Regions from separate parts of the Homo sapiens genome. Here region 2 is linked to region 1. A link is a loop called in an ENCODE intact Hi-C map of the cell type or tissue named here. Cell type or tissue: right lobe of liver. All regions are shown on one strand. Links, peaks and the distances in the headings refer to the core of each region. The heading gives the core; the rest is flanking DNA. Region 1 has its middle 18 kb from the start of LINC00365. Region 2 overlaps KATNAL1 (katanin catalytic subunit A1 like 1).

What was found. A loop is a pair of places that touch in the nucleus more often than their neighbours do. Peaks named below come from ENCODE experiments on the same cell type or tissue, not always from the same donor. Only the 100,000 strongest peaks of a DNase experiment are listed, where the experiment ranks them.
Region 2: a loop joins it to region 1, with 9 times the contacts of the local background. A loop is called at or near these places in 6 of 110 quality-filtered maps.

The regions. Positions count from the first base shown.
Region 1 is chr13:30,120,627-30,133,367 of GRCh38, reverse strand. No RefSeq gene overlaps it. Among named protein-coding and RNA genes, the nearest start is that of LINC00365, 18 kb to the right of the region's middle. In right lobe of liver, for the core only: no CTCF peak of the experiment used is centred there; a DNase peak (open chromatin) is centred at 7,547.
Region 2 is chr13:30,236,067-30,248,807 of GRCh38, reverse strand. It overlaps KATNAL1 (katanin catalytic subunit A1 like 1), which reads left to right. Exons shown (of 11, transcript NM_032116.5): 5 at 7,722-7,849; 6 at 8,243-8,348. It overlaps LOC102723381 (a long non-coding RNA gene), which reads right to left. Exons shown (of 4, transcript XR_007063741.1): 3 at 7,486-7,554; 4 at 6,891-7,200. Among named protein-coding and RNA genes, the nearest start is that of KATNAL1, 65 kb to the left of the region's middle. In right lobe of liver, for the core only: no CTCF peak of the experiment used is centred there; no DNase peak of the experiment used is centred there.

The DNA.
Region 1 (12,741 bases), core at 2,593-10,592:
GCCTCGGTTGACAGTCACGCATAAGCCGGCCTGCCTTAGGTGGCCGAGGAAGGGAAGAAGTGGAATCATGGAAAACATCCTCCCAGTGGACAAGGGCGTCAAATGGCTGGTCCTCCAGGACAGGAGAGAAGAGAGTCTAAACCAAGAACCCCAGCCCGCTGGCTCTGGGGAAAGAGGGTGGCTGGAGAGACTGCCCCGGCGGCCTAGGAGGAGTGATCCCCGGGACCTTCTCCCAGCACGGCCCACCCAGTGCAGGGACGGCAGCGCCACCAACTCTCTGGGCTCTCGGTCCTGCCTCCGGGTCCCCGTCGCTATGGCCTGGACCTCTGCCCCCACCCAACATGGAGCCCCTTAAGAGCAGGGACGGGTCTCACTCCTCTCTGCCGTCCTCACCCCGGCTCTACGTCCAACCCTCAGTGAGTGCCCCCCCAAGTACTGAATAATGAATAAACGCATGTGCACCGAGGACGTGCGAGGCGTTCGTTTCTCCACCAGCCCTTCCTGGCCCTCTCTGCAGAGGCAAAGGCTGAGAGGAGCTTCCTTGCCAGTTCTGGGGGCGGGTCCCTGGTCAGGCGCGTTTCATCTCAGCACACAGCAGCCCAAGCGAGGCTCTCTCTCAAACAAGGAGAAGCCGCCCCCTGCTGGCCGCAGCCGATAGTGTCACACAAGGCAAGCAGGAGCCCTCTCAAAGGAGCCGGCTGCCAGCTTGGTGCTTACAATGGGCTGGCTGTGCAGGAAGAATGAGTTCAAGAGAGCTATTGTACAACGAGGTAACTAGAGTTAATAACAAGATATTATATCCTTAAAAGTTGCTAGGAGAGTAGATTTTAAGTCTTCTCATTGCAAAAATGGTGTGTGAGATAATGCATAATTAGCTCGATTTAGCCAGTCCACAAGGTACACATATTTCAAAACATTACATTGTACACGATAAATATAAACAATTTATATTTGTCGATTAAAAATAAATTTAAAAACACAGTTTTAAAAAGCTGAGATTTTCCTCCCCTTCTATTTTACTCATTTCTTTCCTATACCCAAACTCCTGCCATTTCCAGTTACTAACCCTGTGAATACTAGGTGAAAGTTAGCAATTTGTGTTGGATATAATTTCATCTCAGAAGACAAGGAAAAGGTGAACAACTATAGGAAAGGAAATAAAAAATAATCATTAAACTCTCAAAACAAACTCACCACCAGGGTTATGAATTTTTAGAACTGATCATCTATTTTCATGTAACAGAGAAATTCATATTCTTTGAGAAGGAGCTATTTCTTCTCTAACACAAAAGGGAAAGCGTTTATTAATAACTGACATTTGACAAGAGGGCACGGCATGTGCATTCCTGTTTGTGGGTGAGTTTGGTAAACAACAAGTCTCTTTTTTTTTTTTTTTTTTTGAGACGGAGTCTCGCTCTGTCACCCAGGCTGGAGAGCAGTGGCACAATCTCGGCTCACTGAAGCCTTCGCAGCCTCCATCTCCTGGGTTCAAGCGATTCTCCTGCCTCAGCCTCCCAAGTAGCTGGGATTACAAGCGCCTGCTACCACGCCGGCCGGTTAATTTTTGTATTTTTTAGTAGAGACGGGGTTTCACCATGTTGGTCAGGCTGGTCTCAAACTCCTGACCTCAGGTGATCCACCCGCCTCAGCCTCCCAGAGTGCAGGGATTACAGGCGTGAGCCACCGCGCCTGGCCAACATCTCGTCTTTTGACAACAGCCTCTCTGAAGGTTTGGGTCCATGTGCCTAGCATGGCCACAAGGGGTGCAAGGTCTTGGAGAACATGGGATAATTTCTTGGTTTCAGAATTCACATCCAGGTTTTCAATATCTTCATTTTGTTGTGATCATGTTAAATAACTTCCATTGCAAAAGGTGCTCAGAACCTGTGCCGAGCTAGTGTGAGTGAAGACACAGCTTGTCCTTGCAAAGTTGCGTCTGCAAACAGAGCAACCTGATCTTTGAAGGTATCCTGGAAATCCACAGAGAGAGCTCCTTTCCCATCACTCAGCTCAGTATTAGCCGTGCATCACAGTGAAAAGAGCGTGGGTTTTGGAGTCACACAGGCTTCTGTCCAAATCATGGCTTTGCTGTTTGCTAGCTGGGACTCAGGCCGCTTCTTTAGCTTCTCTGAGCCTGATTCCTCTTCTGTAAAATTGAGGTACAATGTAGAACATAAGGTGGTGGTGACAATCAGGTGTGGCATTTATTTGTTTTATTTATTTATTATTTATTTATTTGAGACGGAATCTCACTCTGTCACCCAGGCTGGAGTGCAGTGGCACCATCTCGGCTCACTGCAACCTCCGCCTCCCGGATTCAAGCAATTCTCCTGCCTCAGCCTCTTGAGTAGCTGGGACTACAGCCGCGCGCCACCGCACCCGGCAAATTTTTTGTATTTTTTAGTAGAGATGGGTTTCACCATGTTGCCCGGGTTGGTCTCAAACTCCTGAGCTCAGGCAATCCACCTGCCTAGGCCTCCCAAAGTGCTGGGATTACAGGTTTGAGCCACCGCGCCCGGCCCAGGTGTGGCAGTTCTAAAGGTGGAGGTTACCTCCGTAAATGGTGCCCAGTGATTATTAACGGTGTTTGGCCACTATCAGTTCTGGGTGTCAGAGATGCCTACAGCACACAGGGATTACATTTCTGTTGACTAAAAATCTACACTAGTTTCACAATTGGATTATGAAGTTTGGGTTCTCAGAGAGATACTTTTCCTCCTTTCTTTTCTGGAGTGACACTTTTATCCCACCCTGCTGCAGGGCAGTCCGTGAGCATCGAGGCTTCCTCAGGCCTGTGCCTTACCACCTCCCTGATGTGAATTGGATTTGCTGTCACTACCTTAGCTGGTAGTCTTCAAACTATTCTGACCATGCTTCTCTATGATGAAAAATGTTGGGGCAGGTGTACCCTCATCTACGTATGTTTATTTTAAATTACAAATATGCGGCCGGGTGTAGTGACTCACGCCCAGCACTTTGGGAGGCCGAGGTGGGCAGATTGCTGGAGCTCAGGAGTTCGAGACCAGCCTGGCCAACATGGTGAAACCCTGTCTCTACTAAAAATACAAAAAAAATTAGCTAGGCATGGTTGGCAGGCACCTGTAATCCCAGCTACCTGGGAGGCTGAGTCAGGAGAATTGCTTGAACCCGGGAGGTGGAGGTTGCAGTGAACTGAGATTGTGCCATTGCACTCCAGCCTGGGTGACAGAGGAAAACTCTGTCTCAAAAAAAAAAATTACAAATATGCATACATATGCACACACATATTCTACTGTCCATTTATTTATCACATATTTATGTAACTCAAGCTTTTATTCTTAAACAAAATAATTATGAATAGAATTTTTACTTTCATCTTCCCATATTGGAGTAGATTTACTTGGGCATCTGCTTCGGAGACCCCATGTCCTCAGGGTCTGGGAAGGGTCAAATTGCCCAGCCTCTAGACACCATGATTCCCTTCATCCTGGCATCACCACATCACCATCCTGCTACTCTCACAGGAAGCTACATTTCCCTCAGTTTCCAAGTGTTCATGTCTCGATGACATGAGTGGATTTGCCATCCATTCATTGATTGAGTCATGAGCCCTACAAACATTCATGGGGAGGGTCCTGTTGAAGAAACTTCACATTATGCCCTGAGGTAAAGAGGGGGGAGGTCAGAAGGGTGTATTCGGATGGCCTCTCTGACTTCCTGATGCTAACAGCTTTCTCAGAGGTTATTGTGAGGCCCAACCACTATCATGCTTGGAAAGCTCCCAAGGCGGAGGAGAGGGGCATGTGGTGAGGACTGTGGGAGGGTTATTGCCTCTCCTGCATGCCACTTCCATCTGTCTATGGAATAGCAGTTACAATACCTGCATCTGCACCAATGATGCTTCTGCTGCCTTCCCAAGGATGGTGGAGTGTGAAGTGCTATGACCACCCTCAGCAATGAATGTTCAAGAATCACTCACTGATCACATCATTTATGATTAAGATTTGGACACTGATATATAACAACTATTAGTGATTCTTTGGAAGACTGGTATGCATTTCTAGATTCTATTCACTTAAAGTTTTAAAAGTTTTAAGCAATTGGCTGGGCATGGTGGCTCACGCCTATAATCCCAGCACTTTGGGAGGCTGAGGTGGGTGGATCACCTGAGGTCAGGAGTTGGAAACCAGCCTGGCCAACATGGCAAAACCCCATCTCTACTAAAAATACAAAAATTAGCTGGGCGTGGTGGTGGTTGCCTGTAATCCCAGCTACTCGGGAGGCTGAGGCAGGAGAATGGCGTGAACCCAGGAGGCGGAGGTTGCAGTAACCCGAGATTGTGCCACTGCACTCCAGCCTGGACCACAGAGCGAGACTCCATCTCAAAAAAAAAAAGAGCAAGATGAAACTTCATGAAGACAGACCAACAGCATGGAAAAAAAGGATGACTAGAAAGGAGAAAAGTGAAAACTGCAGGAATAGTCAAACTGCAGAGCCAGATGGGGTTCATCAACCAGCGATATGCACATACAGGTTCTGAGACAGGAAATGTGGGCTGCAAGCATGAGCAGAGCAAGATGGGAGAATCTTACACCTATTCAATCAACACAGTGGTGGTTTGCTAATAATTACACAGACGTTCTGCCAAGCCATACACCCTACCTGCTACAGCTAGTTAGTGTTGCCATTATCATCACTGTTGCAACTGCAACCTTGAGAAGTTCAGGGCCTAGTTGGGAAGACATACCTAACAAGCTGTAAGAGTTCCTTGCCCCCTTGCTGGCCAGCCCAGGGGCCTTTACCATGTTCTCCCCACATCCGTAAATAAACTTCCTCCGCTACACTGTAAAAAAAAAAAAAAAAAGAAAAGAAAAAGAGTTCCTACAAGTTAATTAGTATAACAGATGTCTGAATAATCGACTATGTGATGCATAAAAGAAGTAACTTCTGGGGGTCAGGGAAGATTCTGGAGGGGCAGGGACATTTGAACTGGGCCTTGAAGACTATGTAGGAGTGCATGAGGTAGAGAACAGGAGAAGTGTATTCTGGGTAGGGGAATGGGGAGCAGCATGTGCCAAGACCCAGATCATGGAAGAACTTGGCAGGTGTTGAGGAGTGAAAGATTAGTGTGGAAGGAGATAAGGGAGAGTGTGTGAGTTGGATAGCATATAAAGCTAATGAAGTATGTTACATAAAGTTCATGTGAGCTGGGCTAACACATTCCAACTCTGCTATGTTGACAACAAAGGTCTTTAAGCAGGCAGTAACAGAACTGCCATGCTCACTGGCTAACTTCTGAATTCAGAGTCTCGCTCCCAGGCAAGTGAGCTATTGAGGCTGCCCTGGATGGGTTGGCATCATTTTGGGCCTGGTCTTCAATCATCCATGTTCAGAGACTGACTCTAAAACACCGTGTGATTTCTACTGGGGCAGCCCTGCCGTAATTCTTAGTGCCTCATGGTTTGCTTGGAGGCCCTAAAAGTGCCTAGAGGTTCCATGGGTGACTGAGTCCTCAATCAGATCTCTTGCCCCACTGAAGGAAATGGTCCCTTCTGACCAGTGACTGACCACCTGGCTTCTGGGTAGAGTTCAGTGTTGAGAGAAGGAATGAGTTGGGTCTTCCATTGGGCTTGGCGTTTTGCTGCCATAAATGGAATCCCAGCCTGCAGCAGCATCTGACACTCAGAGGTGACTGAATGCTAAAGGCACTTTGGAGCTCCCAAACCATGTTGGTGCCGGGGAGTGGGAGGAGAGAGAGGCCCCCTCTCTCAGCTTCAGGGGGATCTACGCAGGAAGTAGCCCAATGGAGTAGCGGTTGGAGTCTTCATTTGGAGTAAATCTAGGTTTGACTTCTATCTCAGCCACTTACTAATGAAGTGACCTCACGAGTGATTCATCCTCCTTGTGCCTCAGGTTCTCCTCTGTAAAGCGGAATGGCAATAGCCTTCTTATTAGGTTCTAGTGCAGATTTATTGCAATTTAATGAAATAACATATAAAATGCTTAGCATAGAGACTGGCATCCAGTAGTTAATAAATGGTAGCTGTTACTGACTTATTCAAGATAAGGTCTCTTTAGTGACAACCTCTTTCCTCCTCATGATTCCCAGCCTTCCGCCTGGCTTTGCTTCTCTGTGTGCCTGGCAGCTGGCTGCCACCCCTTTGTCAACTCTGGCTACTCAGCTTTGCTGCCTGGAAAAGATCTGCAAGGCTCCAGCCTCTAATAGGGCTCTGATCTAGCCTCAAAAGCATGAAGTGTCAAGACCTGGTGAACAGCTCTGGAGCTTTGGTGCAGCACAGAAGCTCTCGGGTGCACTGTCGGCCTTTGGCTGGCTGTGGTTTATGGGTTGGGTAGCTTTATAGCTTGTGGCCATGCAGGAAGAGATCTTCACAGCCCTGTTTTGGGAACACCATTAGGAGCTGTGGGACTGATAATGCTGCCTGGAAAAGCAGGGACAGGGAGCCAGGGAGAATCCTCCTCCTGTCGCACCCTCTGGCTGGGCTTAGGAAAATGTCATCCAGAGTGAAAACTTAGGGATAAGCTCAGATGAGATTGTTTCTGGAGGTCATGATCAATAGGGCAGTGTGCAGGCACCTATCTGAGAGCTTGGAGTTAAATCGGTGTGCTCCCCATTGCCTCTTCTAGGCTAGGCCTTTAGTCCACACGTAGGGTAGGACTCATAGAAACACTAGATTCCAGTTCTCTAAGTTCCAGCAGCAGGCGAATAAAGTGGCATTGATACAGGTAGAAGCCACACAAGATCAATCACATTCTGATCAATAAAAAGAGGACTTTCACGAACACCCAACACTCCTCAGAGACGGACAGGCCCCGTGAGGGCTTCTAAGCATCCTAGGCTGGGTGAATTCAAGCACAGAGGGTGGGCAGCTTGCAAAACAGACATGCATTTTTGGGGTTTACACTAATTTGGGCTTTGAAATGCTTCAAACCATGAAAGGCTCTGGTGGAATACATTTAGAGACTGCATTTCTTTGCTCTCACTGTGTGCCTTTGGCCAAACCTTAATATTGCCAGGCCTCAGGTTTCTCACTGTAATAGGAAGGGATTCAACTGGGCGATTTCCACAATTCTTCCAGCTCCCAAATCTATCAATTACATGTAAAGATCTGGGAAAAGAAATAATAGAAAAAAAATACACTTTTTTTTTCTTTTGGGAAAAGGTTTTACCTTTCTTTAAAATTGAAAAAGGAAAAATTTTGGAGAATGCATTTTTGAAATAACTAATAAAATCTTTCAGCTAAGTTATTTGCTTATTATTCCCATCCTTGATTCTTCCAACATTGCTTTTTAAAATAGACAATTAGAATTGTTTTATGTTACCAGTTCCTTCCAATTCCTGAACTCCGGGAACATTCTGTACAATGCAACCCACAGACTCCCAAGCAAGATGCACTTCTATGAGCTTCAGAAGATGTTTTTATTGTTTTGCCCAGGGCCTCCTTTGCTCTGAAGTATCCTTGCCAAGCCTATGAGAATGACTCACATCGGCCAGCACCTTTTATCCATCTACAGTGCTTTTCCAAGCTGCATTTACAAAGCAAACACTTCACTCTCCTTGTGCAATACCTAGGGGTGGGAGAAGTGACTGGAAGCAGAGAACCCTAGAAGTTCAACACACACACACACACACACACACACTCACACCACACACACACAGCTCAGGGCAAAGTGACTCTCCAAAGCAGTTAGGTACCAGCATTAATTTACAGAAGGCAGAAAAACATTCTCCAGAGGACCAAGCTAATGCACTGCTGAAAACTGGACATTAGGATGGAAATGCATGATTTATAGAGTGTCTATTCCGTGCCAGGCACTGCTGGACTTGCTACATATGTGAATGGAGAAGCAGGTGCATTTACTACTTAGGTGGGATGAGTGACGGAAGTCATGCAGATTATGGGTCACTGAATGAGGGGCCTTGGACAAGTTGCCTACGCACTCCATGCCTCCATTTCCTCATCTAGAAGTACAGATAACAATAGTCCCAATGTTATGGGATTGTCATAAGAATTAAATAAGACATGTAAATAACAGTGCAGTGCCTGGCTCAGACTAAGCACTCAATACATGTTAGCACTTCTTGTTATGTTTTCTTATTTAATCTCCGCAAAATCCCTGTAAATTGGCAGTGTTAGATCTATTTTATAGATAAAAATATTGATGCTCAGAAAAGTGGCCTACTTATCCTGGTGGCTCAGGAAGTGAGTGAGCTTAGCCCCAGGTCCTCTCGCTTCCGGGATAGTTTCCGCCTGCAGCCCCAAGGAGGGTCCTCGGCGCCCCAGGAGCAAACAGACCGACTCCGGCCTCTCAGCGCTTTCCACATCTCTTCAGGGGCTTGCACTTTTGTTCTCTCTGCTGAAAGAGTGAACCGACCGTGAATGGCCTTCAGCCACTTCCTCACCAAACCCTGGACTTGGGTCTGTTTCCAAAGATGGTTGCCGTGCATGCAAAACACTCAAGCATCACAAAACCAGACAGAGCTTTAGAGATCCTTTCAAGAATATCCCACGGCTTCTCAAGAGGACAACCGGGGCCCAGAGAAGTGGGCACCCAGGTCACATCTCAGAGCTGGACCAGAATCTGTTCTCCTGACAGCTCCTCCGAGGGTCTTCCTGCGATGCCTCCACACCTCGCACAGGCTGGTGTTCCTTGTTCCCATCTGGTCTTCAGACTTCCGTCTTACTTGTCTTTCCTTCAAAGGCCGTCTCTGTATCTCACCCAGGGAAAGCATTACTGCTTTCAAGGCCCTGGCTGCACACTGTCCATGCGTACATCACCTACTCAGTGCTGGGTGCATGCCAGGCTCCACTCTGTGCCCAAGGAGACCTGTGAGTGCCCAGACAGATGGTTCCCTGCACTCCCAGAGTGAGAGGAGGAGACGATAAACAAGTAAAATATGCAGAGACGTGAAATCACCAGCGGTTTGAACAAGTGCGCTGCACGTGATGCAGAGGCTGGTGTGGTGCCTGGGTGGTGCCCCAGTGGGGACGGGTGGTCAGGTCACCTCTCTGGAGCAGGGCTGTTCCGTCTAAGGTCTAAATCATGAGGTGAGCCATCCTGTTGAGGTGGCAGCAGCTCAACCCAGGCAAAGGGAAGAGCCAGCGCCGGGACGGCAGACCAGAATGAGACCTGGGAGTGCCAGGGGAGAGTAAGGGGCGGGAGGAGAGGGTCGGGCTGGAGGTGGATGTGGCAGGAGGGCTAAGGTGTCCTGAGCTCCCATCAGGGCTGGCCTCTTACTCAGAGAACTGCAGCAGCCACGGTGGGTGCAAAGCAAGGGAAAGACATGGCAGAATTTACTTTTTGAACATAACTAGTGGCTACTGTGGGGAATAGATTTTAGGGGACTTATTAATAAGCTTTGCCATGGGAAGATACGTCCCCAGGTTTACCAAAGCCTACCATGGTTCACATGTGAGTTCTTGCTCACATTTCTGGAGAGCCAAGGGCCCTGCTGTGCTCCAGCTGCCTTCTCTCCCCAGGACCAGGCTGAAGGGGGAGCCCCTGACACAGGTGGAACCAGGGCCCACGAGCCCTGCCACCCGCAACCAAAGCAAGTCCCAAGGCCCAGGCCAAAGTGGATGAGGCTGAGAGGGACAGTCCTTTCAGCAAGAATGAAGGGGTGCATGGCTGCGAACCATGACATGGCCACCCAGGGAGGCAGGCGGGACCCAGGAGCCAGGGAGAACATGGCTGTTCGATGGAGGATGACGGTGGCTTAGGCCCCATGAGGAGCCTGGCGATGGACAGAGGAGAAAGCTCGGAGGATGTTTGAGAAGTCAAGTCAATATATACCGTGTGGAAAGGGCTATCGGGAGAGAGGAGAATCAAGAATAACTTCAGATTTTTGGAATGAGTCATCGAGTGGATGGTGGTGCCACTCACAGAGACAAGGATGGCCAAGGTCAGCTTGGTCATGTCAGTGAAGGCGCTCATGAACCGTCTACATGGAGACCTCCAGGAGGCTGCTGGGCCCCAGAGCTGCAGTTTTGAGGGAATAGGGGAGAGACGACCGACTGCCTGCCTTCGTTCAGGTTTCCTGCCCATCCTCATGTGTCCTTTCAGAGGAGGAGAATTTCTGAACATCTGATGCCATGGAGGTGGAAGGAGCTGGTATTTTTAAAGTAGGAAGTATTAGGAAGTAAAGTTAAAATATTTATGAGTTTTCAAGGTATTTATAGTTGTAGGTTCCTTTGTGAGCTTAGGAGCACACAAGTCAATGAAGGAGGGCTTGTAGGCAGAGGCCGGCCTGGTGTGGGGTGGGCTATTGGAGCCCAAGCACTGTGACGGCTGTCCTTGGCAGGGTGGGAATCAGAGTAGGGAGAGGAGGACGAACCTCCCCAGGGAAGCGGGCCTGATGTGGGTGTCCCCACAGGCAGTGTGAGTGCAGGGTGCGTGGTTGTGGGGATGGGGGTTGGCCACCTACAAGGGGATTGGTCAAATGAAGGGATATATTAAGGTTAATAGGAATCCAGCTTCTCACTGTCAGGGAAAGGAGGAAAACTAGAGTTTCCAGTTGGATTAGAATTGGAGGTATTTGTGGGATCTCACAGTTTTCAATAAATAATGTATTCATCTTCTTGGGCTGCTCTCACAACATACTGCTGATTTAGTGGCTTAAACAACAGATATTTATTTTCTCACAATTATATTAGACACTATAATTTGGTAGTTAAGCCATTTTTAAACTATAACTTGGTAGCTATAGTTTAAAAATACTTCCTCATAAAATAATGATTATAACAAAGAGGAAATGAGTGATCTTCCAGAGAACATGACTGACACCAATCTAATGAGGTGATTAAAGTGAACATTATTAGTAATAGGACAAATCAAAATTTCCTGCCGCCTGATAGGATGCAATGAGAACACAGCATTGCATTTGTGAGATTTCTTCTGAAGATGTCTAACCTGTATGCAATCACAAGGGAACGTCACACAAACCCAATATGAGTGACATTATACTAAATAACTAGCTTGTCATCTTCAAAGTGTGGAGGTCTTGAGAGACAAGAGAAGACTGAGGAACACTTCCAGTCTGAAAGAGACCAAGGAGACAGAGCCTGCTAAGTGATTCAGAACCGGGTCCTTTATCTAGAGTGGGCCAAATGATGAGGCTTGAATGGGGTCCAGGGTTCTAATGCATCAACATTAATTTCCTATGTTGGTGGTGGCACGTGGCTATGTAGATGCAAGTCTTTGTTTGTAGGAAATATGCATGAAAATATTCAGGGGGCTGGTGCAGCAGATCGGCTATGCTGCTTATTCTCAAATGGTCCAGGAGCAAGAAAAGCTCTTTGAACTGAGCTTATAGTTCATGACTTAATAAAAAGTTTAAGACTATTTTATTCATATTTCATAAATCATAAAGCTGAGAGACCTTTCAGTCTAAATCACCTAAATTTTAGAGATGAGAAAACTCAGGCCCAAAGAACTTAAGTGAACTCCCCAAGGTCCCACAGCTAGTTAGTGAGGAAGCCAGCCCTGGTGCCCTTGCTTCCTGTGGGCTGGACCACAGAATGTTCCACTACATGCCCCTGAGGCTAGGGGACACCCAAGAGAAGAGGAATCATGAAAGCAGTTTATCTAGAGCTGGAAGCTCAAATTCATGGATAAAGATATTCAAGCACAGAGAAGCTAGGTAGCTTTACTGGACTTAGTTCCTTTACTGTGTATCTGGTACTACTTACTCTGCCCACATGTAGTCATCCTTTTCACAGGGATCATGCCAACGCTTTGCTAAAAAATGCAATCCTATGTCTAACGAAATTCCTTGACCTGCTAGTTTGGTAGCTGTATACAATTTATTCAAAATGTTGTGTCATATTTAGGTTTATAACCCATAATAGACTCTTCATGGTACCACTTTCTTTACTTCTGCTCATAAGTCATCTACTTAACACTCAGTTCTAGAATTGCCTTGGCAATGGATATAGCACTTGAGTTCTGCTTAGTTTGTTCTTAGAAGCACATGGTTGGGTTCACCACATTCTTCAGTTCATGATGCACTGGATCATTGGCTCCTCAGAGCCCCATCTCATTCATTCATGTGTGCAGGCAGGCATTTATTTTATTGGCCTCCATTCCCCATTTCTTTTCTCCTGTCCCTCACAGGCAACTATTCTAATGTGTTCCCTGTTTGTAGTTATCAGCATGTGTTCTCTCAAAAACAAAGTGTTTAAAGGCACATATCGTTGAAGGCACACAAACATCCTCTAGCTCATCACTTCTCATTTCTTGACTCAACACTATCCTTTCAAAGCTCCGTTCATGTTGCCGCGTGTACATGTCGTCTGTTCCTCCCAACTCTGATAGAGTATTTCAGAGTGTACCTTTTTCACTTGTGCTCCTCCACCTCCATGGATGACACCTACTGCCACAGAAAGAACTGCAGCAAGTCTCTTTGTGCATGGTCCCTTAGGGTGTGTGGAAGGATTTTTTCTATGATTCATGTCCAGGGGTGGTATTGTTGGGAAATAGAAGACAGGTACATTTAATTTGATGAAGTATTGCTCTCCAAATTGGCTGTACCAGTCTACAAACCCCCAGCAAGGCCCAAGAATTCCAACATTCCTACATCCCCACCACCACTTGACATTATCCAGTTTCCTGGTTTTGGCCAGTTGAGTGAATAGAAGTGATATCTCATTGCTATTTAATTTGTATTTCTCTACTAATGAGTTTAAACATCTCTTCACATGCCTGTTATTCAGGGGGGTTTCCTCTCCTGCAAATTGCCTCTTC
Region 2 (12,741 bases), core at 2,303-10,302, 120 kb before region 1:
GATTACAGGCGTGAGCCCCCGCACCTGGCCAATTTTTGTATTATTAGTAGAGATGGGGTTTCACCACGTTGGCCAGGCTGGTCTCGAACTCCTGACCTCAGGTGATCCACCTGCCTTGGCCTCCCAAAGTGCTGGGAATCCAGGCGTGAGCCATTGCGCCCGGCGTTGTCAGTCTTTTTTAGGTATAATCATATCTCATTGTGATTTTCCCAGGATATTTGCCATGTGGTGTGTATTTACCTGATAATTTATGAAGTTGAAAACCTTTTCATATGTTCATTGGCTATTTGTATCATCATGACTTGTTTTTAAGAAACATCTTTTTCTGTCCTTTGAATATTAAGTTGCTCCACAAATTTTGTCTCTGGTGGTAGCTAATTTATAGTGCTGGGTTTTGTTTTTATTTTTTTTACCTTGTTGTACTAGATTATAGTAAAGTAGTTTTTATATCTAAATAACTATTTGACCAAACTTGTGATTTAGAATTCTAAACCCATTTGTGGAAATATGTGCTATTCTGGTTTTTTACTCACCCACCGTTGTTTTTTTCCTGTGCAAATGTCAGCTTAGTCTTTGACAGGGATGAGTCTTAGGTCATAGGAAGAGTTGCATTCAAATATTTTAACCTCTTATTCAGAAGACTAATACACATACTTTTCTTAGACTGAACAGTCTTTCTGTATTTCAGCCTTGCCAAGTGAGAGTGCTTTAGCTTCTTGATTTTAGAATTTGTATATCCTTATTGAACTATCTTAAGTTTCCCACTTTCAAGGCTGTCTTAATAGGAGTGCATGAGCTCTTATTTAATGTGGTATTTGGTATTTCTTATATGGTAAGATTAAATGTGGGGCCTTAATAGCCGTATATGTTTTTTCTTATCCTCTCTCAGACTCTACCACTCATTTTAGCCATTCTGTATACTACAGAAAGTGTAAAATAAAACATGAGAGAACACACTGTCCCTGGCTTGTTGGCATCAGAGCAGCCAGAGAGTTCCTCTTAAATATAGGTCAGATTGTGTCTTCTGCTCATAACTTTCAGTGGCTTCTTATCTTAGATTAAATGCCAAGTCCTTATAATGGTCTACAAGGCTCTGCATAGTCTGGCATCCATTTCTTCTTTGACCTCATCTTCTTTCTCCCCTCCTCTCATTTCTTTCTGTTGGTTTCTGTGTTGTTCCTCAGATTTGTGAAGTATATGCTGACTGTGGCAAATTTGAACTTGCTGTTCTGTCTCTGTTTTACTATATATTTTACTTATTAATATATTGTGCCTCCTAACTTGAGTATATGCCTCATGAGGGCAGGGGTTTCTGTTTGGTTCACTGCGATATCCTCAGTGCTTAGAATAGTGCTTGGCACATAGTACTGGCAAATATTGTTGAAAGAACATACGTATTGATAGGTGTGCAGAATGATATGGATTCATAATTTCAATTTAAATGTATTAACACTCAAATGCAGGGCATGATACTGAAATTAGTAAGCACTGTTTGCATTTATTAACTTATTTTACTTTGTAAAATAAAGTCTTAAGAGTGGGATGCAATTTAGAAACCTTGTCTAACTTTTTCCTTTGTTGTTTCTCACACTGGGGTAAGAGTAGCCCAGGGGTGTGCAGCAGTATGCTAGGGTACAAAGTGGTTGAAAGCACTGATTCTGGAGCTGTATTCCCTAGGATCTAGCTGCGTGTCCTTGGGCAATTTACTTACCTTTTCTGTGCCTTGGTTTTCTCATCTATGAGATGGAAATAATAAGAGTACCTACCTCATAGGACTTTTAGGATTAATAAGAGAGTTAATATATATCCAGTGCTTAGAACAATACGTGGCACATTGTGTAGGCAGTATATGAGTTTTAGTTATCATTGTAACATGAAAGTGGGGAACTAACACAGATATGAAATAGAATTCAAAATCACTTTTTAAAAAAAGAAATAATTGCCATTCTAATTGTGTGAGATGGTATCTCATTGTGGTTTTGATTTGCATTTCTCTAATGACCAGTGATGATGAACTTTTTTCATGTTTGTTGGCCACATAAATATCTTCTTTTGAGAAGTGTCTGTTCATATCCTTTGCCCACTTTTTGATGGGGTTATTTGTGTTTTTTTCTTGTAAATTTAAGTTCCTTGTGGATTGTGGATATTATTAGCCCTTTGTCAGATGGATAGATTGCAAAAATTGTCTCCCATTCTGTAGGTTGCCTGTTTGCTCTGATGATAGTTTCTTTTGCTGTGCAGAAGCTCTTTAGTTTAATTAGATCCCATTTGTCAATTTCGGCTTTTGTTGCCATTGCTTTGGTGTTTTAGTCATGAAGTCTTTACCCATGCCTATGTCCTGAATGGTATTGCCTAGGTTTTCTTCTAGGGTTTTTATGGTTTTAGGTGTTAGTTTAAGTCTTAAATCCATCTTGAGTTAATTTTGGTATAAGGTGTAAGGAAGGGGTCCAGTTTCAGTTTTCTGCATATGGCTAGCCAATTTTCCCAACACCGTCTATTAAATAGGGAATCCTTTCCCCATTGCTTGTTTTTGTCAGGTTTGTCAAAGATCAGATGGTTGTAGATGTGTGGCATTATTTCTGAGGCCTCTGTTCTGTTCCATTGGTCTATATATCTGTTTTGGTACCACCATGCTGTTTTGGTTACTGTAGCCTTGTAGTATAGTTTGAAGTCAAGGTAGCATGATGCCTCCAGCTTTGTTCTTTTTGCTTAGGATTGTCTTGGCTATATGGGCTCTTTTTGGTTCCATATGAAATTTAAAGTAGTTTTTTTCTAATTCTGTGAAGAAAGTCAATGGTAGCTAATGGGGATAGCATTGAATCTGTAAATTACGTTGGGCAGTATGGCCATTTTCACGATATTGATTCTTCTATCCATGAGCATGGAATGTTTTTCCATTAGTTTGCGTCCTCTCTTGTATCCTTGAGTAGTGGCTCGTAGTTCTCCTTGAAGAGGTCCTACACATCCCTTGTAAGTTGTATTCCTAGGTATTTTATTCTCTTTGTAGCAGTTGTGAATGGAAGTTCACTCATGATTTGGCTCTCTATTATTGTTGTATAGGAATGCTTGTGATTTTTGCACGTTGATTTTTGTATCCTGAGACTTTGCTGAAGTTGCTTATCAGCTTAAGGAGATTTTGGGCTGAGACGATAGGGTTTTCTAAATATATAGTCATGTCATCTGCAAACAGAGACAATTTGACTTTCTCTCTTCCTATTTGAATCCCCTTTATTTCTTTCTCTTTCCTGATTGCCCTGGCCAGAACTTCCAATACTGTGTTGAATAGGAGTGGTGAGAGAGGGCATCCTTGTCTTGTGCCAGTATTCAAAGGGAATGCTTCCAGCTTTTGCCCATTCAGTGTGATATTGGCTGTGGGTTTGTCATGAATAGCTCTTATTATTTTGAGATATGTTCCATCGATACCTAGTATATTGGGAGTTTTTAGCATGAAGGGGTGTTGAATTTTATCGAAGGCCTTTTCTGCATGTATTGAGATTATCACGTGGTTTTTGTCATTGATTCTGTTTATGTGATGGATTACATTTTTGATTTGCGTATGTTGAACTAGCCCTGCATCCCAGGGGTGAAGCCAACTTGATCGTGGTGGATAAGCTTTTTGATGTGCTGCTGGATTCGGTTTGCCAGTATTTTATTGAGAATTTTTGCTTTGATGTTCATCGGGAATATTGGCCTGCAATTATCTTTTTTTGTTGTGACTCTGCCAGGTTTTGGTATCAGGAAGAGGCTGGCCTCATAAAATGAGCTAGGGAAGAGTCCCTTTTTTTTTTTTAATTGTTTGGAATAGTTTCAGAAGGAATTATACCAGCTCCTCTTTTTACCTCTGGTAGAATTTGGCTGTGAATCCGTCTGGTCCTGGGCTTTTTTTTGGTTGGTAGGCTATTAATTACTGTCTCAATTTCAGAACTTGTTATTGGTCTAGTCAGGGATTTGACTTCTTCCTGGTTTAGTCTTGGGAGGGTGTATGTGTCCAGGAATTTATCCATTTCTTCTAGATTTTCTGGTTTATTTGCGTAGAGGTGTTTATAGTATTCTCTGATGGTAGTTTGTATTTCTGTGGAATCAGTGGTGATATCCGTTTTATCATTTTTTATTATGTCTATTTGATTCTTCTGTCTTTTCTTTATTAGTCTGGCTAGCAGTCTATCTGTTTTGCTAATCTTTTCAAAAAACCAGCTCCTTGATTCATTGATTTTTTGAAGGGTTTGCTGGAAAGGATATGGAGAAATAGGAACGCTTTTACACTGTTGGTGGGACTGTAAACTAGTTCAACCATTGTGGAAGACAGTGTGGCGATTCCTCAAGGATCTAGAACCAGAAATACCCTTTGATCCAGCAATCCCATTACAGGGTATATACCCAAAGGATTATAAATCATTCTATAAAGACACATGTACACGTATGTTTATTGCAGCACTATTCACAATAGCAAAGACTTGGAACCAACCCAAATGCCCATCAGTGGTAGACTGGATGAAGAAAATGTGGCACATATACCATGGAATACTATGCAGCCATAAAAAAGGATGAGTTCATGTCCTTTGCAGGGACATGGATGAAGCTGGAAACCATCATTCTCAGCAAACTAACACAGGAACAGAAAACCAAACACTACATATTCTCACTCATAAGTGGGAGTTGAACAATGAGAAGACATGGATACAGGGAGGGGAACATCACACACTGGGGCCTGTTGGGGGGTGGGGGACTAGGGGAAGGATAACATGAGGAGAAATACCTAATGTAGATGATGGGTTGATGGGTGCAGCAAATGACCATGGCACGTGTATACCTATGGAACAAACCTGCACGTTCTGCACATGTATCCTAGAACTTAAAGTATAATTTAAAAAAAAGAAAAATAATGAGATTTCCAAGAAATTTTGCACTTTCCTTGGGCCATTGAAATCAGGCAACAGATGAATAAATTAGGCAAGTGAGAGGCAGTGGCTTTACAGGAAAAAGATCAGCTATAATTAAGCTTAGACATCCGTGTGACTATGACCCAGTGATTTTTATTACTAATTGGCCAGTAATTTCCGATGCGTGGTAGCTTACTACCTAATGAGTTGATTCGTCTGTTGGACAGAATCTATTGTTAGAAAATTCTTTCTTTTGCTGATCTGAAATCTATCTCTTTTGTTACTGGCCCTTGCTTTTTTTTTTTTTTTTTTTTTTTTTGGCTTAATACCTAGTAGGCCTGTTGGTTGTATTGCCCCATTAGAATTTACTTCTTCAGCTTAAATGTCTCTAGTTTCCTTGGTCTTCCTCCATATGACATGGGTTTTGAACCCTTTATCATCTTGATTATTCTTCCCTGGGTGTAATTTATCAGTATTTCTCTTAAAATGCAAGACCCAGAGCTAGTAACTGATCATGTTTTACTTAATCTGCCAGTGTGAGAGGTTGCATAGTAAAATGTAAGAAACATTTGCATTTTAGGGCAAACTATATCATTAATTGGCTCTGTAATATTTGGTTAGTCACTTTGAGCCTAATTTTCCTCAAATAGAAGATTATCCAACACTAATGAAAGATGAGTAACAAAGCTTTCTTGATATGGGAAATTTTGATGTTAGTAAAAAGAAGCTAAAATATTTTGCTTTCATGAGAAAAAAAGTATATCAACCTTCATGCTAAAAATCAAATTCTTGCTAATGTTGACCTTAGTCAACTCATATGAAAATCTAAGGAAAGAATTCTAAGATCATTTCAGTGACATTGCAGTTAGTAGTATTTATGTACACTTAGTAATATCTTGGAGAGGTTAGCTTTATTTCCTTTAACTAATAGTTTCCTTTAGGTATTGCATTTAATCTAGCTGTTTATATTTGATGTCTGTATTCTAATTTAAGTATTTTTTATGAAGAATAACTGTCACCCATTTTACTGATTTCCTGGCATAACCAAATTAATTTTAGTTTTCCTATGTCTGTTTTTTATAACCTCACCATTTTGATTTGAAAACGTTTCCAGAATCTTTTTTGTAGTCCTCGATCGGTATTCAAGTCTCATGTGTACCACTGAGAAACTTTGGGTTCTCGGGCAGGTCATTTAACTGGCCTATACACACACTTCTTCTTCAGTGTAGTGAGAGGCTTTTAGTTCTTTGATTCTCCTCCTCTACCCCGTCCTCTATAGGAGCCAGAAGAAATCCAAACTCACCTCTGCCCATATCTTCAACCTCTTTCTTCTGCGCAATACATTTTATTATACTGGCTACTCAGGTTTTTTCACAGCACTTCACAGTTTATGTGTGTTTTTGCTTTATTTACTTGTTACTCGTTTCCCCCACTAGACTAGATGCTTGATGAGGGCAGATAATGTATTTTCATTCACTGCTCTAAAACCTAATGCACAATAGCATGTATTGCACGTAGAAGATGCCCAAATATTTACTGTTTTTAAAATCCTATGATACTCCTATTACTTTCAGATAGGCATGCAGCTTTTTCTTTCTCCTGAGGTAGTGTTTATTAAGTTCTTTCCAGCCACTTGGACATTCATATTAAAATGAAATTTTAATTTTAACTTGATAAGTGTAAATTACAGTGCCATATGAAGGCTCAAGCTCCAGATATGTCAGTTTCTGTTGTATTCTTTCGTTGATACGTTTCTAGAATAGTTTTTAAATGATTACAGAATGTTCCTAGTGATTTGTTTGAATATGACTTGGTAGCCTTGGCCTATCTGTACTATAAAATTTGACTCTAGCCTAAGCTTAAGTTTGTTGATGTTATGTTTCTTGTGTAGGTGCCAAAAATTTACTCCTTTTAATATTGTCAGTATTGATATCTGTCATCTGGAATGCAAGAATCTTCGGGAAAATTTACTAATAAATTTAATGCTACCGCCATACTGCCCAGAAATAATTTATTTTTTTGGGTGAAGTACCAGAATACTGTTTGGTCACTTACCTAGTGGCTTGAAGGAACCAGAGCATCTGTCCAAGGGAGCCATTTAGTTTCCTCCAGCACTTATGATTGAGCCTTTTGACTATCTCAGAAGTGGGATTGGAGAAGTTTGTCTTGTTCTCTTGTCTCTTTTCCGGTTGAAGTTTAGGAGATTGACTCATTTTGACCATTTTCTTGTTTTGTTTTTACTCTAGGCAGTAACTGGGGCTAAAGCTCTGGGGAGGCACTTGGCTGTGCTTGCTGAAGTATTTCCATAGTTGGACTGTCTCTGGCAAATAAGTGAATTTCATTTAAAGCTCGTCAAAGCTGTGTGAATCTTGGCAGAACCCCATAGAAACCATAGCATAAAATTTCTTTTAAAACAACTATATTATTAAATGAAGAATTTGGGGTAAAGCATATTGCTTTAATGGTCTTAATACTATTTAAAAAGATCCTTCCACATTAATATTCAAAATGTTTTCTAGTAGTGGTGGAAATCCTCTGCGTCTACCAGTTCAAAGGTAGGCTTTCCCAGTCTTTTGGGATCTAGCAAGGATCAGTTTAGTCTTACCTGCATGCAACTGTTCCTGCAAGAATGTAGATTTGAAGTTTTTAATAAAGTTGACCAGTTCATGTATTTCTGATGAATTAAATAGAGGAGAATGGCATTTGAGTAATCAGAAAATACTACCTTAAAATAATAAAAATTATTTAGAAAGTGATGGCATTATAATGTTTTCAAAGCGTAATGATGTTAACTAAATTATCCATTACTGACTAGTACTTTTTTTTTATACCTATCCCCAGGGAAGGAAGAATATGCAAGATGGTGCAAGTGATGGTGAAATGCCAAAATTTGATGGTGCTGGTTATGATAAGGATCTGGTGGAAGCCCTTGAAAGAGACATTGTATCCAGGAATCCTAGCATTCATTGGTTAGAGTCTTTCAAATTATTGAATTAAAGTAGAGGAGAACACAAATTATAGGTTGTCTTGGTGTGTGAGTTTTCTCTTGTTATTCATTAATCTGATTATGACCACATCTATAATATGAAAGTATAGAATTGACGAGACAGTTCTGTCGAATGTAACCAAGGACATTTTACATGTTAATTTGAAGTTGATGTGTAACTGACAAGTTGTTAATTCAATGACATGTCCTCATTAATAACTAATGTTTTCACTGATCTTTTTATGCAGTAAGAATTAGAATAATGTTCTTACTATGAGAATAATTTCATAAGTAAAAAAAAATTAAAAGAATTAGTTTTGACCATAAATCAAAGATCCCTGAGTAAACATTATGAAAGTTTGCTGTTCTTTCAAAGGGATGACATAGCAGATCTGGAAGAAGCTAAGAAGTTGCTAAGGGAAGCTGTTGTTCTTCCAATGTGGATGCCTGACTTTTTCAAAGGGATTAGAAGGCCATGGAAGGTGAGAATTTATTAAATTGGTTTTGATATAAGAATGCTACTTGGCACTGGAATGAAAGGCAGCATTGCTGTAGTTTTTGATGTATTTAACCCATTTTGAAAAGGTTGGGAGAAGTTTATGTACACCCAAAACACCTGGATTTGAATTTGTAGTTGTGATGTGTTACATCTGCATAGCAGGAGAGATGGGCTTGGAGTGTTGAAACTATATAGTCTTTAGGTCACTTCACTCAGGGATGCTGAGCTAGAGATTAGTTTTAAGAATTTTCTGGATGTATGGTTCTATAAATAAAAAGTTAAGCAGATTAAGCAGAAATAATATATGGTCTTATAGAAGAAAGGTGTGATCAAACAGTTTTCAAAAGTTGGAATATTTCTCACTGATGGTTAATTATTTTGTTTTACTTGTCACTGACTTGAAAACAAATGTTTTTTCTAAAAAGAGGTCTTTAGCTGTGTTTTAAAAAACTACTTCTTGGCTGGGTACCGTGGCTTACACCTGTAATCCCAGCACTTTGGGAGGCTGAGGAGGGTGGATCACGAGGCCAGGAGATCGAGACCATCCTGCCCAACATGGTGAAACCTCATCTTTACGAAAAATACAAAAATTAGCTGGGCGTGGTGGTGCATGCCTGTAATCCCAGCTACTCGGGAGGCTGAGGCAGGAGAATTGCTTGAACCCGCGAGTTGGAGTTTGCAATGAGCCAAGATCGCGCAACTGCACTCCAGCCTGGCAACAGAGTGAGACTCCATCTCAAAAAAAAAAAAAAAAAAATCACTTCTGTATCATTACAAAATATCTGACTTTATCAATTTATTTTGTCCTTGCTGTGCTTTTGTAGTATTTATTGGCAAACTGGATTAAGAAAATAAAGATATATTTCTAAAGAATCTTTTTCCTGACCAAATAATTTTTTTCTGCAACAGTAGAATAAAATTCTTGAATAGAACTATTACGTTTTTTTAAAAGGTTATGTCTGAATTTTTTAGGGATTTGTGAGAATAGATTATTTACTGAAATGGGACAATAAATGTATTTTATTTATTTTTTGAGACTGAGTCTCACTCTGTTGCCCAGGCTGGTGTGCAGTGGCATGATCTTGGCTCACTGCAACCTCTGCCTCCTGGGTTCAAGCAATTCTTGTGCCTCAGCCTCCTGAGTAGCTGCAATTACAGATGCGTGCCACCATGCCCAGCTAATTTTTGTATTTTTGGTAGAGGCTGGGTTTTGCCATGTTGGCCAGGTTGGTCTTGAACTCCTGGCCTCAAGTGAACCTCCCACCTTGGTCTCCCGAAGTGCTGGGATTACAAGCATAAACCACTGTTTCAGGCCTGATAAATGTATTTTAAAGAATACATGAAAATAAGGAGACCTCAGAAATTTTTCAAGCTTCTAAAATTGGTCTCAAAATGTAAATTCCAGAATTTCAGAACTGGAATGAGTCTTTGAGATCATCTCAAATCCCCACTATTTGGCATACTAGAAAATTGAAGTCCAAATAGGTTGTGACAACCATAATAGACCTTTAGAAAATTTAAAATTCAATGTGTGTCAGCTTCTTAGGTTTATATGTGCCTTTCTGCGGCACACTTTCTCCTGCATTGTGTGATACCATTCCTTTATCCGTCAAGCACTTATTTAGCCCTGTTATAAACAGGGTTCCTTGTTTTTCAAGACATAGTCCCTGAGCTATGAGACATCCTAAATGGAGAGTTGGGCAGTTACATATAGCTTTCAGTGTTAGGCACTAGCAGAGCCTAATGGGTGGTACAGTCCACATGTGCTTGGAAAGCTCAGCAAAGCACAAAAATGACATGATTAAAGAAGGCTTTATGCTTGAGGACGTGGGATTCAAGCTACAATTTGTAGGGTTGTGAGGATTTCGCTATGTTGGAGGAGACATTTTGGAGATGTAGGAACTTAGAGGGGGATGAATGATGTGGGCAGTGGAATATAGTGAGAAAGTGTAAGTGTTTTTGGGAAATAGATGCATTGAAGTTTTGTAAGGAAGGCAGCATAGAATATTGGTAAGGGGTACAGATCCTGGATCCAGACTGGGTACATGTGAATTCAAGCCCTTTCCACTTATTCTGTGATCTTGAGCAAGTTATGAAACATCTCCATGACTCAGTTTCCTTATCTATAAAATGGGAATAATAATGGTTATCTCATAGGATATAGTGAGGTTAAAATGAATTAATGAGGCCTTAGAACTATGTAAATGTTGAAAATATAAATTAGTGGAAGATTCAAATGGGAAGGTAGGTTGAGGCCAGATTGTATTTCCCAGGAGTTCGATTCTTTTTCTGTAGGTGTTTGGGAGACCTCTTTGAGCAGGTAGGTAGCATAGTTAAATTAGTGAGTTGGGAAAAACAACCTGGTTGCAATGAGCACAGAAAGACGGGAGGCAAAGAGCACGTTCAGAAGTGATTGGCAGTAGTTTAGGCTTAAAATTCAAAGAGCCTGAATTGGGATGGTGATTATGAATTAGGAATGGAAGGACAGATGCTAGTGATATTTAATGAAGGAAGTTGGTAACCTTTTGGATGTAATATATGTGTCAAGAAGGCAGGGGCAAAGATAATTGGCTTTTGCCTATGGCAAAATAGTGATGATAACATAAATGTGGAGCTCAGGAAGGGAGAAAGACACTGGTTTATTGTTCTTGATGTTGAAAGTTCAGTAGGAGCAGGGGGTGCTTCTGGGGAAAGAGATAAGGAATTATTTTTGAGTTTTAAATTTTGGTATAATATTAATGTGGAAATGCACCAAGTTAGAAATACAGGGCTGAAGCTTGTGAGAGAGGTAAAAGATGAACATATTAAGTGCCTTTTCAAAAATACGTTATCTCTGGGATGAACTTTTCTCTAACAGAATAATATTGAGGTCCTTCTTTACAAGTTTTAAGATCAGATTATATGATTTTTATAAAGGCAACATTTAAAATTGTACTTAGAAAATAAGGAGATGCCCAAGAAATAGACTACTGTATTTTCAGTGCTGAAGTATATAAACATATGCTTGAATCACTCTTACATTGAGACTCTGTTCATCTATCCATTTATCATCCAGCCTATCTTAGCACTTCTCAGACTGCACCATAATTTATCCATATTTTCTAATAGATTAAAAGTCTCTTGAGGATTTATATGTGATTCCTGACAGATTCGACTTTTTTTCCTCAGGGCCTAGTACTTAGTAAGCATTGGATAAATTTACACTGGGTAAATACATATTTATTGAGTATTTACCTTGTGTCACATGATAGGCTAAGTGCAGAGGATACCAAAATGAGTGAATAATAGCCCCCAAGAAGCTCATGGTCTTTGGGTGATTAAGCATGTATTTAATGGAGGCCATGTGGTAAGTGCAGTATTTGTTGAGGACAGTGTGACTAGTGTCTGATAGAGTAATGAACACACTGCTATGGCAGAAGAGAGGAAGAGGGACTTAGTCTGCTGTGGAGAATAATATCAGGGATGGCCTCCCAGAGCAGGTGACCCTGAGCTGAGACTTGAAAGATGAATAGAAGTTAAACAGGCAGATGTGATGAAGAAAGGCTCTAAGGCAGAGTGGATATCAGGTACAAACACATGAAAAGTGTAAGAGAACATAGTATATGTGAGGAATCTTGTGTAGTTCAGTGTGGCTGGAAGTATAGAGTGTTTATATGGGACATAGTAACAAAAGACACTGCTGGAATGGTTGGTGTGACCTACTTCTCACAAAGAGCCCTGCATGCCATGCTAAAGATGTCAGTGAGCCATTGAAGAGTTTTTAGTAGAAGGGTGATTTGCAAGTGTAGGAAGATCTCTTTTCTGTAGCAGTATGGAGGACAGGTTGGGGATGGACATAGATGGATATGAAAAAGTAATCTGATCAGGAGGTTGTTGAAATAATCTAGCCAAACAATGAGGACAAATGCCTGCAGAAAGTCATGGGCTTTTTGGTTAGTGAAAAATGAATGGATTTGTGAGAGATGTTTAGAAGGTATCAGTGACTGATTGTTTACAGGGATGCGGGAGAGAGACAAGTTGTATGACTCCCAGATTCCAGGCTTGAATTGAATGACTTCTGACATCACCTACCCAGAGTAGGGCCAAACTTCACAGGTTGAGAGCACAGTTTTCCACAAGACTGCCCTCACTTCAGACACTAGCTACAAACTTGGGGGTCCCCAGGTCACTCTTATGACCAGCTGGCTACAAATTCAGGAGTTCCCACTACCCTCTTAGGTTTGATAATTCTCTAGAATGACTCACAGAACTTAGGGAAGCCTTACAGTCGAGCCCAGGACGACATAGGCATGAACATCGTGGGTCCCCTTACACATGGCTTTTCTTCTGCCTCTGCTGCCCCAGAGACAACAAGACAGCCCCTCCTTTTCCTTCTC